Linked DNA regions of Homo sapiens: all the other regions are linked to region 1. The links are chromatin contacts, found by Hi-C or POLR2A ChIA-PET in ENCODE. All regions are on one chromosome and are shown on one strand. Each heading gives the region's core, a stretch centred on a gene start or an enhancer-like site at or near the end of the contact. The rest is flanking DNA. Distances are from core to core; before and after follow the strand shown. Region 1 holds the start of STAG2-AS1 (STAG2 antisense RNA 1). Region 2 holds the start of LAMP2 (lysosomal associated membrane protein 2). Region 3 holds the start of CUL4B (cullin 4B). Region 4 holds the start of MCTS1 (MCTS1 re-initiation and release factor).

Region 1 (2,535 bases), core at 36-2,535:
AGAAAGAAGGAGGGAGAGGGAAGAGGGGTGGTAGGCAACAACATAAAAAACATTCTAGGCCACGGAAGAGAAAGTCTCACAAACCGGATGAAACTACTAATACAATATTAAAAATTAAAGCCGAGCACTGAAGCACGAAAATCACACGATAACCCATTACAGTTAAGGATTAAAAATAAAATGACATATGCACCAAGGGGGAGCGGAAACTAAATGTCGAAAGTACAGCGGTTTATAAAAAACTAAAGGCAAAACAAGACATTCTCGCGACGGGGGGAAAAAAAGGCCGAAATCAACAATACGTTCACAATTCTAGGCCAAAAGAAAATGGGAACGGGGCTCAAAGTTTTGCGGAACTACTTGATGCTGTTTCCCACACCTTCTCTCTCCCACGGCCCATCCGACCCTTTTCGTCCCAAAATCGCCGTCCGCAGATCTCCGGATCCAGGGGAGAAGAAAAAAGAAAGTCGACCCCGAGCAAGAATAAAAGTGTGGAGTGAAAACGCACAGGCTGCCTACCTGGGGCAAGGATCAGCTCAGTTCGTGCCTTGAGAAAGACAGTGCGGGTGGGGGTGGGAATGAAAAGCAGCACTAAAACTAAAACAAAAGTGGCGCCAAAACCCCCCAACAAACAGCCTTCCACTCCCGCCCTTCCCCCCTCCGCCCATGCCAGGCAGGCAGGGCCCCCTTCGGGGCAAGGTCTGCGCGCGGGGGCCAACACCGCCAGACCCCAGCCAATTTAGAAAATTGTTGCCCGAAGAAAACTGACCGAAGTCGGGCCTCGGAAGGGATGGAGAGATCGATGCCAATCGCCTTCCCCAGCAGTTCCCCCACCACGCGCTGGAGATGATGGGGCGGGGGAGAAGCAGAGGGGCCCGTCACATGAATGTTGTTCCCTCTCTAGGAAGGGAGGAAGAGAGGGAGGGAGGGGGGAGGGAGGGAAGGGAGGAGGGGAAGGGAGAAGGGAGGGGGCACGAGGGAGGGGTGTGATCAGAGTAGATTTTCCCTCGCCTCCCTCGGTCCGAGGCCCAAATATACACAACTGAGCCTCCTTTCTCCCCTCCCCCCTAGGTTCCCAGCACCACCATTTTGCTCTCTGCCTTCCCCTCACCGCGACACCGCGCTCTCCCCCACCCCAACCACAGCCTCCCGGCTTTCCTCCCCCGACTACGGCTCGCACCCCACCCCACCTCCAGTTCGGGCTCTCCTAGGCTTAGGAGCCTGCCGGAGAAAAGGAACCTAAATCTACTGCTACACAGAGAAGCGGAGCCTCCATCTTGCGCTGCTCCGCGTTCTCCATTTTGGGCCACCCATGGGGGGGGGGGGTCTCCGTAGAGGCCCCGAGGGAGAGTTGGGCGAGGGAAGGAAGAGAAAATCTTCAGCGAGGGTAGTCGAAAAGAAGAGCCCTGCGGTAGAAAGCCACTCTAGGAGTAGGAGGTAGGGAGGAAGGGGGGCTGGAAGTTCCTTGGAAGTGTTGGGGTAGCGACTTGGGGGGAGAAGGGAGAAAGGAGGGCGGGGGGCGCCGCGGGGGCGAGAAAGATCCTCCCGCCTGGACTCTGCCCCCCGTTCCATGGCTGCCCCCCATGGGGGCGAAGAAAGCAGAGGGGAAATTCAATGGCAACAGAGTGCCCAACCTCTTTCCCTCCCAACTCCTCTCTCTCGCCCTGTTTCAATCATACACACCTCACGGTGGGCCAAGCGCCCTCCGGGTGCCCCTCCAAACTTCTAGAAGCTTCGCCTCCGCCATTTTATAACTTACCTCCCCCCTCAGCGTACACAGAGGCAGCAACGAGACTGTTCGCCTCCCCCACTCCTCCTTCTTTCTCAGGCCGGGGGCTTCTTCACCCCTGGGCTGGTACAAGATATTTTTCCCCTTCCTCTTCTTTACACCCTCGAATTCTACTCAGGGACGGAAGCTCCCGCGGTTCTAGAGCGGTGGGGGGTTTTGAAAGTGGCGGTCGGATCCGGCGGGGTTTTTTTTCTTTTTTTTTTTTTTTTTTTTTTTTTTTTTTTTTTTTTTTTTGGTGGCGCTTCGGGATTGTTTGGGGTGTTCGCTCTTCGGCGACTTGGAGGCGAATGGAACGCGCAGGCGCCATCTGTCGGCCACGAACCCGCGCCCGGCTCCCGTTGGGAGGGAGCGGCATCTAGCGGCAGAGAGTTGCCACTGCAACGCCTGGCTCCCAGCCCTCCCACCCAGCGTCCTCCTCCCAGTCACCGACCAATCGTGGCCGACTGACTCCCGGGTTCAGCGTCTCCGACGCCGCCCGCAAACCAGGCGCCCGCAGGGGCGCGCCGCCGAGTGGGGTAAACAAGGTGCCGTGCCCGCGCCTGACTTACTCATTCGTTTGGCCGCGCTTCCGCCGCGGACCCGATCGAGCCGCGGTTCTTCTGTCTTTAGTGGGGTGTCGAGGGGAGGGCGGTAGGAATGTCCGGCGGAGCCCTGGGCCGTGGGAATCCAGAGGCTGGCTGGGTTCGCTCCGGGACTCGTTCCCCGGGCCCCTCCGCCCCTCGCGAGGCGCTAAGGTGGCAGCCCAG
Region 2 (2,535 bases), core at 27-2,526, 3.5 Mb after region 1:
CTCTCTCCTTAGCCTTAGAAAATACCGTCCGCCATAGGCATGGGCAAAGACCTCATGGCTAAAACACCAAAAGCAATCGCAACAAAAGTCAAAATTGACAAATGGGATCTAATTAAAAGAACTTCTGCACAGCAAAAGAAATTAGCATTAGCGTGAACAGGCAACCTGCAGAATGGGAGAAAATTTTTGCAATCTACCCATCTGACAAAGGTCTAATATCCAGAATCTACAAGGACCTTAAACAAATTTACAAGAAAAAAACAACCCCATCAAAAAGTGGGCAAAGGATATGACCAGACACTTCTCAAAAAAAGACATTTATGCAGCAACAAACATGAAAAAAAGCTCATTATCACTGATCATTAGAGAAAGGCAAATCAAAACCACAATGAGATACCATCTCACGCCAGTCAGAATGGTGATTATTAAAAAATCAGGAAACAATAGATGCTGGCGAGGCTGAGGAAAAATAGGAATGCTTTTACACTGTTGGTGGGAGTGTAAATTAGTTCAACTATTGTGGCAGACAGTGTGGCGATTCCTCAAAAATCTAGAACCAGAAATACCATTTGACGCATGCACACGTATGTTTATTGCAGCACTATTTACAATAGCAAAGACTTGGAACCAACCCAAATGCCCATCAATGATAGACTAGATAAAGAAAACGTGGCACATATATGCCATGGAATACTATGCAGCCATAAAAAAATGAGATCATGTCCTTTGCAGGGACATGGATGAAGCTGGAAGCCATCATCCTTAGCAAACTAACACAGGAACAGAAAACAAAACACTGCATGTTCTCACTCATAAGTGGGAGTTGAACAATGAGAACACATGGACACAGGGAGGGGAACAACACACACGGGGGCCTGTCAAGGGGTGGGGGCCAAGGGGAGGGAGAGCATTAGGAGAAATACCTAATGCATGTGGGGCTTAAAACCTAGATGACGGGTTGATAGGTGCAGTAAACCACCATGGCACATGTATACCTATGTAACAAAGCTGCACATTCTGCACATGTATCCCAGAACTTAAAGTAAAATTAAAAAAAAAAAAAAAAAAGAAAGAAAAAGAAAAAGAAAATGCCGTCCGCGCATATCTCTCAGGAGCATAGGAAGGGCTGTGAACCAAAAAGCCAGGGCGTGGTCGCCCCGCCCACCGGCCGCTACATCACCACCCCTCTCGCCGCTTTCAAGCGCGGAGATTGGCTGTAAGCAAGAAAGAGCCCCGCCCCTAGTCTTATGACTCGCACTGAAGCGCCGATTCCTGGCTTTTGCAAGGCTGTGGTCGGTGGTCATCAGTGCTCTTGACCCAGGTCCAGCGAGCCTTTTCCCTGGTGTTGCAGCTGTTGTTGTACCGCCGCCGTCGCCGCCGTCGCCGCCTGCTCTGCGGGGTCATGGTGTGCTTCCGCCTCTTCCCGGTTCCGGGCTCAGGGCTCGTTCTGGTCTGCCTAGTCCTGGGTGAGTTGTCGGGCCCTCCCGATTAGTCTGTCCGCCTGGGCCCGGGGCACCAGTTCAAAGCTACAACCTGAAAGACTGGTCCGAGGGGGAGGGGGTTGAGAGGCTCAGCAGCTAACACTGGGCGGCGGCGGTTGGCCCGGGGAGGCAAGCGGTGACCTAGAGAAGGCCTGACCGACGGATGGCGGGGAAGAAGGGCCCAGGAGAGTAAGAAGGGGCCGGTAACGGGGGGTGGACGCCGAGGGAGTAGGCTGGGAGGAGTGAAGCGTGGAGAGGGTCAGCGTGGAAAGAGTAACTTGGGGAAAACACTGAGGAGTGAGCGTAGGAGGGTGGTACATGCAGATTTTGGGCGCCAGAGACAATTAGGAGAGTCTTGGTTTGCTGAGATCAGGGAAGAGTTTTGAAGATGGTGGAAAAACTATGGGGTGAGATAGGAAATTAAGAGAGAAGACCATGCCTGCCTGGAGTAGCTTGGGAGAAGTGTGTGGGTGGGGGACAGATGGGACAGATAGGACAGTAGAGCCTGAGGGGCAGGGGCAGTGACAGGGTTGGGCATTTTGAAGGTTGGAATTTGAGACTGTGAAGAAAGGATGATTCAAGAGATTAGGAGTGATGCTGGGTTTGAGTTTGGTAGTCATAGTTTTAAGGGCGAAGGAACCTAAGGTAGCTGGGGCAATTTCCAGGAAAGAAAACTTGGACCCAACCTCTGGAGACTAAGGGGTTCAGGGGGAACTTTGATGGGGAGTGCACATCTGACTTGGAGGTATTGAGGATGTCGATTTTCTCCCAGTTTTGCTACTTCCTCCCAGCCAGACGCTGACAAAAAAATCCCCAGACGTTTCAGTTAGGAGGGCCTCCCAGATGTGAGGTTTTGGGGGTGGAGTATTTGAGTTTGGTAGACTACCTCTTTGCCTTCAGAGTTTCTTCTTTTCTTTCTTCCCCATCACACAGCTAGCCTATTACCTCATATTTTGGGGGTGCAGGGAGCAGGTAGACAAACTTGCTAAGGATTGGGTTGTTACCAGGGCCTAAGAATGGCTGGATGGGGCCGGGCGTGGTGGCTCATGCCTGT
Region 3 (2,535 bases), core at 36-2,535, 3.4 Mb after region 1:
ACTGACTTTTGCCGATATGGTTCTAAAATGTCTCCTTTGGGACAGCGTGTAAACTGAGATTTGGCAAAAGAAGGAAGTGGGTCTTAGCTTTGTTGGGTCTATAAATTACTGAGTTAAGGACTGATAGAGTGGGGGTTAGGACGATCCTGGGCATAGTGCTGGGTGGGTGAGGGGTTAGTTACCTTTCCATTTCTTCGCCTTAGAATACACACTTAATTTGGCCAGCCAGCTTAGAAAATGCTCCTGGTAGTAAGATAAAAGGATTTACAGCTACATGAAAGAGAAAGGCATCAAAATTCAGGCCTTATTCAGCCTTGGGTCTGTGGTGCCTTGAGATAAAAGAGAAACAATTTATACCGGCACCGAATTAAAAAGTCCTTTTCTTCCTATCTTAGCTCGTTTTCTTCTCCTTTCCTATCTTAACATAGGGACATTCCTCTCCAGCAGCGGGCATAATGGCATGATTATGTTTTCCTCTATTTAGGGTTACTCCCCTAGCCTTGCAACCACTCCTTATTCTTTCATCTCTTTCAAAGTTTCTATTCTCCCGGACCCTTACGTTTTATTCCGTCCCTCCCTCTCTCCTCCTCTTCCTCCTCCTCCGTTTTCCCAGCTAGCTCACTCCGCCCCTCGCCGTCACTACCTTCCCTCCCCCGAGGCTCCTTCCCGCTCCTCCCGCCACCCCCCCCACCCCCTCGCCTTCAGAAAGCTCCAATCAGGAGCTCCGAAGGTGTCTCGAAGGCCCGCCCCCTCCTCCTATCCACTTTTCTTCCCCCCAATTTCTCCCTCCCCCCTTCCCCCCCCCACTCAAGTCCTGCGGACCTGGGGGCTTCGGGATCTGGGCGCTATGAAAAGTGTCTGCCCAGTCACTTCCGGTAAGGGCGCTGCGGCGCGAAGCTTCCCGCGGGACCGTTAAGGAGGGAGTGGGAGTTCCCGGTGGGCCAGGGAAGGAAGGCGCTGCCAGGAAAGGGGATCGCGAAGGGGAGCGGGAGCAGGAGCGAACTAGCGCGAGCGTCTGGGGCACTTTAGCCGCCCCTTTCCAGCCGCCCCCTCACGCGCGAGCTCCCCCGCCCCCCGGGCGGCTGCAGCGCTTCCCTCACCCCCACTCCCTGAGGTTGACACCGCCCCTCCCTCGGCGCCGCGTGACCGGAAATGGCGCCATCTTTAGCCTCTTGTGCTATTGACAATAACAAGCCCTGGTTCTTTCCCCCTCCCCCTTTCCCCCAACCACAGCCTCTCCCCTCCCAGGGAGAGGGAGAAAAGGAGGAGGAGCTGCAGCCTCACAGACTCGCTGAGTCGCTCCTGCAGAAAGGGGGGGAGAGAGATCGAAAAGCAGGGGAGGGGGACGGCACGGCCGTTTACCTGTCTGCCTCCTCATTCGCTCTCCCCCCTCGTTCTGCTCACTCCTGGTGTCAGCCTATCCGCCTTCCCAAACCCTCCCATTCCCCCGGTGTAGCCCCCCCCTTCACTTTCCTTCTCGTCCTCTGTGTTTCTCCTCTCTTCTTTCTTCCCTTCCCCCTCTAGCATTGCTACCTTCTCTCCTACACGCACGCAGGCATATAAACGTAGGTTTTTGATGCTCCTCTGCCTGTTGACCCCGCTATTTTCATGTTTCCAACAGGTTTTTCTTCCCCCAGTCCCTCAGCTGCTGCTGCTGCTCAGGAGGTCAGATCTGCCACTGATGGTAATACCAGCACCACTCCGCCCACCTCTGCCAAGAAGAGAAAGTTAAACAGCAGCAGCAGTAGCAGCAGTAACAGTAGTAACGAGAGAGAAGACTTTGATTCCACCTCTTCCTCCTCTTCCACTCCTCCTTTACAACCCAGGGATTCGGCATCCCCTTCAACCTCGTCCTTCTGCCTGGGGGTTTCAGTGGCTGCTTCCAGCCACGTACCGATACAGAAGAAGCTGCGTTTTGAAGACACCCTGGAGTTTGTAGGGTTTGATGCGAAGATGGCTGAGGAATCCTCCTCCTCCTCCTCCTCATCTTCACCAACTGCTGCAACATCTCAGCAGCAGCAACTTAAAAATAAGAGTATATTAATCTCTTCTGTGGCTTCGGTGCATCATGCAAACGGCCTAGCCAAATCTTCTACCACCGTCTCTAGCTTTGCTAACAGCAAACCTGGCTCTGCTAAGAAGTTAGTGATCAAGAACTTTAAAGGTAACCAAGGCCAAAATCCATAATCACCTAATAAGGATTTGACACTCGAGGGGTCACGTGCTCTATTTATGTTAATATATTAAACAGTTTGGAGGTGGCCTAATGTTTTATGCATAATCAATGAGGTGGAGGGGAGGTCCTTTTTTGGTGGAGGGTTCATTTTCCGGGGGTGGTTAGGATCCTTGTGCTGAAGCATACACCGGGTGTTTCTGTGCAGTATTTTGAGGTCTTTTTCAACCTATTGTATTTAATCTGTTATTCCTTATAACACTGACAATCGGTATGATTGATCCGGATTTTGCAGGTGAGAAATTTGTATTCTAAAGAGGTTTATTTATTTCAGGTGCATAGCGAGCCTTGGCATTGCTGGG
Region 4 (2,535 bases), core at 13-2,512, 3.4 Mb after region 1:
GAGGTATCAGAATACCTAAAGGTACTGTTCTAATTAGTCATTTATTCCCAACCAAGTATTTAGATACTTAATTATGAAATAAATTGTTCTTTTAAAAAAAAATACCATCTCCCTTTTACTCTGTCCAGCACAAAACCAATGTCTTAATACAATATTGAAATAAACTGTCAAGTATACAGCAATTAGCTGGGGTTAGGGGGAGGAATATGAGACATACTTTGCACCATAATCTGTAATTAGCTACACAAATGCCTTTCCTGGAAAATCTTATTCAATTCTACCCAGGAAGAAACACAGGCTCCCACCAATAATAAAACCTGAGATCAGAAAACAAAACCCTCAATTCTTGAGATACAAAAGACCAACCCAAGCATAACATAGAAAATCGGCCCCTGCTAGGCTATGTAATCTGCTGAGATTTTTTTTAAGTGATGATAATAATGATTTCTAAGATCCCTATTCGTTTTTGCTCAAAATTTCATGCACAAAACCCACCTTCCTTTGCCCATGTTCCCCCTTTGCTTTTTGCGTCTACCAAATCTGGAAGGCAAACCCACTAGTAGGTTCCCAAGGAATTTTTGTCTTCCTTACACTGAATAGCCTATGGGGCAATCGTTATTTTCAAGGCAAGGTTAATCTGGCAGCTAGGCAATAGGCATGACAGGCCGCTTGCTTCCTGTCACCCAGACTCCTTCACTCCCATGACCCAGGAAGTCAAGCCTTCCTTTATTCAGTTCATAACTAATAAACATATGGCAGTGAGCGCAGGGCTCCCCTCTCAGCTACAGAGAATATGCCTCTAAATCACAGTGCACGGATGTGATTGGTAGAACCCTAGGAATGGAGACAGAATTGGGGGAGGGGGCAAAAGAGAAAGAGGGGTAAGGAGAAAAAACAATGGGAGTGGAGGGACTGAAACCCAATTAAGGACTACGGATGGAAAGCTTAAAGAAGTGTTCAAGTTGGGAGTGAGAGCATAGTACTATAGAAAACCTTAGGGAGTCAGGATGGCAGGGGCGGGGGAGAGAGAAAGAGGATCTTAGCTCTCGCCCTCTTCCCCACCCCCACCCCACCGCCTTTGTGAGCAGCCGATGGAGGCCACAGCATGTCCTTACTTCTTGAACATGATCCAAGGTGAAGGGGGCGACGATAGGGAAGGGCCCGGAATGGGAAAGAAATTGAATTTGCAGGGGTCCGGCAGATCCCCTCACACGAGGAAGGCCGGCACTGACAGTCGGAGCTGTAGTCGTTATCCGGAAAACGAGAGCCAGCCGCGCTTTACGGCTCTCAGTCAAATCTGACTACTTCCGCTCCTCTGGACTCCACGTAGGCGCTTTTGCCGGCTCCTTTTAGGCAACCGGTTCCTCAGCAGTTGGAGGTAGCTGAAAGGGCGGGACTTGAGAGGGAAGAAGTGATAGAGCAATTGCAGGAAGAGAAGAATGGAGGGGGCGGAGAATCAATCAAAGTAGCATTTATGGCACTTGCGTCAGTTACGGGTTCCTCAAAGGGTCAAGATTCTTCCGTGCTTCGTTGCTACCTATCGTCAAAGTAAACGATTTTTTTAGAGGGAATGGTTTCTGTCCTGTCTGAGGCAACCGAATGGATTGGTGCTTACCTACCAGCATGAATCCAGGCAACCCTCATGGCTTCATGTTAAAGTGCTGGTAGGATTGCCAGGTTTAGCAAATGAAAATACAGGATGCCTATTTAAATTTGCATTTCAGGTAAACAATGAATATTTGTTTTAGTGTAAGTATACCTCATTAATATTTTGGATATACTTACACTAAAAATATACAGCGCTTGTTTAGCTGAATTTAATTGAGCATCCTGTTTTTTATCTTATAACCTTATTCACTGGCAACCGTACGATGCTCCCAAAGTTTTTTGCGGGTTTTTATTGAGACAGGGCCTCACTCTTGCCCAGGCTTGAATGCGGTGGTGCTATCATGGCTCACTTGCAGCCTCTACCTCCTTGGCTCAAGGGATCTTCCCACTTCAGCCTCCCAAGTAGCATGGACTACAGGCACACACCATCATGCCCGGTTAATTTTTTTATTTTTATTATTATTATTATTATTGTAGAGACGGGGTCTATGTTGCTCAGGCTGGTTGCAAAGTCCTGGGCTCAAGCAGTCCTCCCACCTTGGCATCCCAAAGTGCTGGGGTTACAAGCGTGAATGACTGTGCTCCCGTAGAATAATTCCCATAGAATTATTACAGAAGGTAATCTGATTTAAGAGATAATAGCTAAAGAGACATGTTTTACTTATGTAATTTTTTTAAAAATAAAGCTGATAGAGAAACAAAATTATGCCAATCAAGAGTTTCACTTTGTTTTTTGTTTTAGAGACAGCATCTCACTCTGTCACCTAGGCTGGAGTGCAGTGGCATGATCACGGTTCATTGGAGTTGCAACTTCCCAGGCTCAAGTGACCCTCCCGCCTCAGCCTCCGGAGTAGTTGGTACTACAGGCATGCACTACCACACCTGGCGAATTTTAATTTTTTGTAGAGACAGGCAGGGTCTCACTAA

What was found. Hi-C counts contacts between places; a loop is a spot of excess contacts on that map. ChIA-PET counts read pairs that join two places held with the same protein, here RNA polymerase II (POLR2A). Pooled maps may share reads with other maps.
Region 2: a loop to region 1 is called in a pooled map, with 4 times the contacts of the local background. The contact joins the promoter of LAMP2 here to the promoter of STAG2-AS1 in region 1. A Hi-C loop is called at or near these places in 4 of 50 pooled maps. POLR2A ChIA-PET finds 5 or more read pairs at or near these places in 3 of 52 experiments (B cell and T-cell).
Region 3: a loop to region 1 is called in a map of CD4-positive, alpha-beta T cell, with 13 times the contacts of the local background. The contact joins the promoter of CUL4B here to the promoter of STAG2-AS1 in region 1. A Hi-C loop is called at or near these places in 2 of 168 maps with a recorded cell type or tissue (CD4-positive, alpha-beta T cell and naive thymus-derived CD4-positive, alpha-beta T cell) and 12 of 50 pooled maps. POLR2A ChIA-PET finds 5 or more read pairs at or near these places in 5 of 52 experiments (A673, CD4-positive, alpha-beta T cell, OCI-LY7 and 2 more).
Region 4: a map of CD4-positive, alpha-beta memory T cell shows a loop between it and region 1 (8-fold over the local background). The contact joins the promoter of MCTS1 here to the promoter of STAG2-AS1 in region 1. A Hi-C loop is called at or near these places in 1 of 168 maps with a recorded cell type or tissue (CD4-positive, alpha-beta memory T cell) and 6 of 50 pooled maps. POLR2A ChIA-PET finds 5 or more read pairs at or near these places in 1 of 52 experiments (WTC11).

What each region holds. Positions count from the first base shown.
Region 1 is chrX:123,960,091-123,962,625 of GRCh38, reverse strand. STAG2-AS1 (STAG2 antisense RNA 1) reads left to right here and starts at 1,285. Exons shown (of 2, transcript NR_130770.1): 1 at 1,285-1,437. It overlaps STAG2 (STAG2 cohesin complex component), which reads right to left and starts at 920. Exons shown (of 35, transcript NM_001042750.2): 1 at 770-920. RefSeq lists a silencer at 831-970 and enhancers at 1,291-1,340, 2,321-2,510, 2,039-2,535.
Region 2 is chrX:120,468,037-120,470,571 of GRCh38, reverse strand. LAMP2 (lysosomal associated membrane protein 2) reads left to right here and starts at 1,276. Exons shown (of 9, transcript NM_002294.3): 1 at 1,276-1,466. The coding sequence starts at 1,403. RefSeq lists a silencer at 1,074-1,338.
Region 3 is chrX:120,559,712-120,562,246 of GRCh38, reverse strand. It overlaps CUL4B (cullin 4B), which reads left to right and starts at 1,285. Exons shown (of 20, transcript NM_001079872.2): 1 at 1,285-2,164. The coding sequence starts at 1,609. RefSeq lists silencers at 636-685, 986-1,065 and enhancers at 446-1,330, 1,039-1,333, 1,331-2,216.
Region 4 is chrX:120,602,828-120,605,362 of GRCh38, reverse strand. It overlaps MCTS1 (MCTS1 re-initiation and release factor), which reads right to left and starts at 1,262. Exons shown (of 6, transcript NM_014060.3): 1 at 1,116-1,262. The coding sequence starts at 1,126.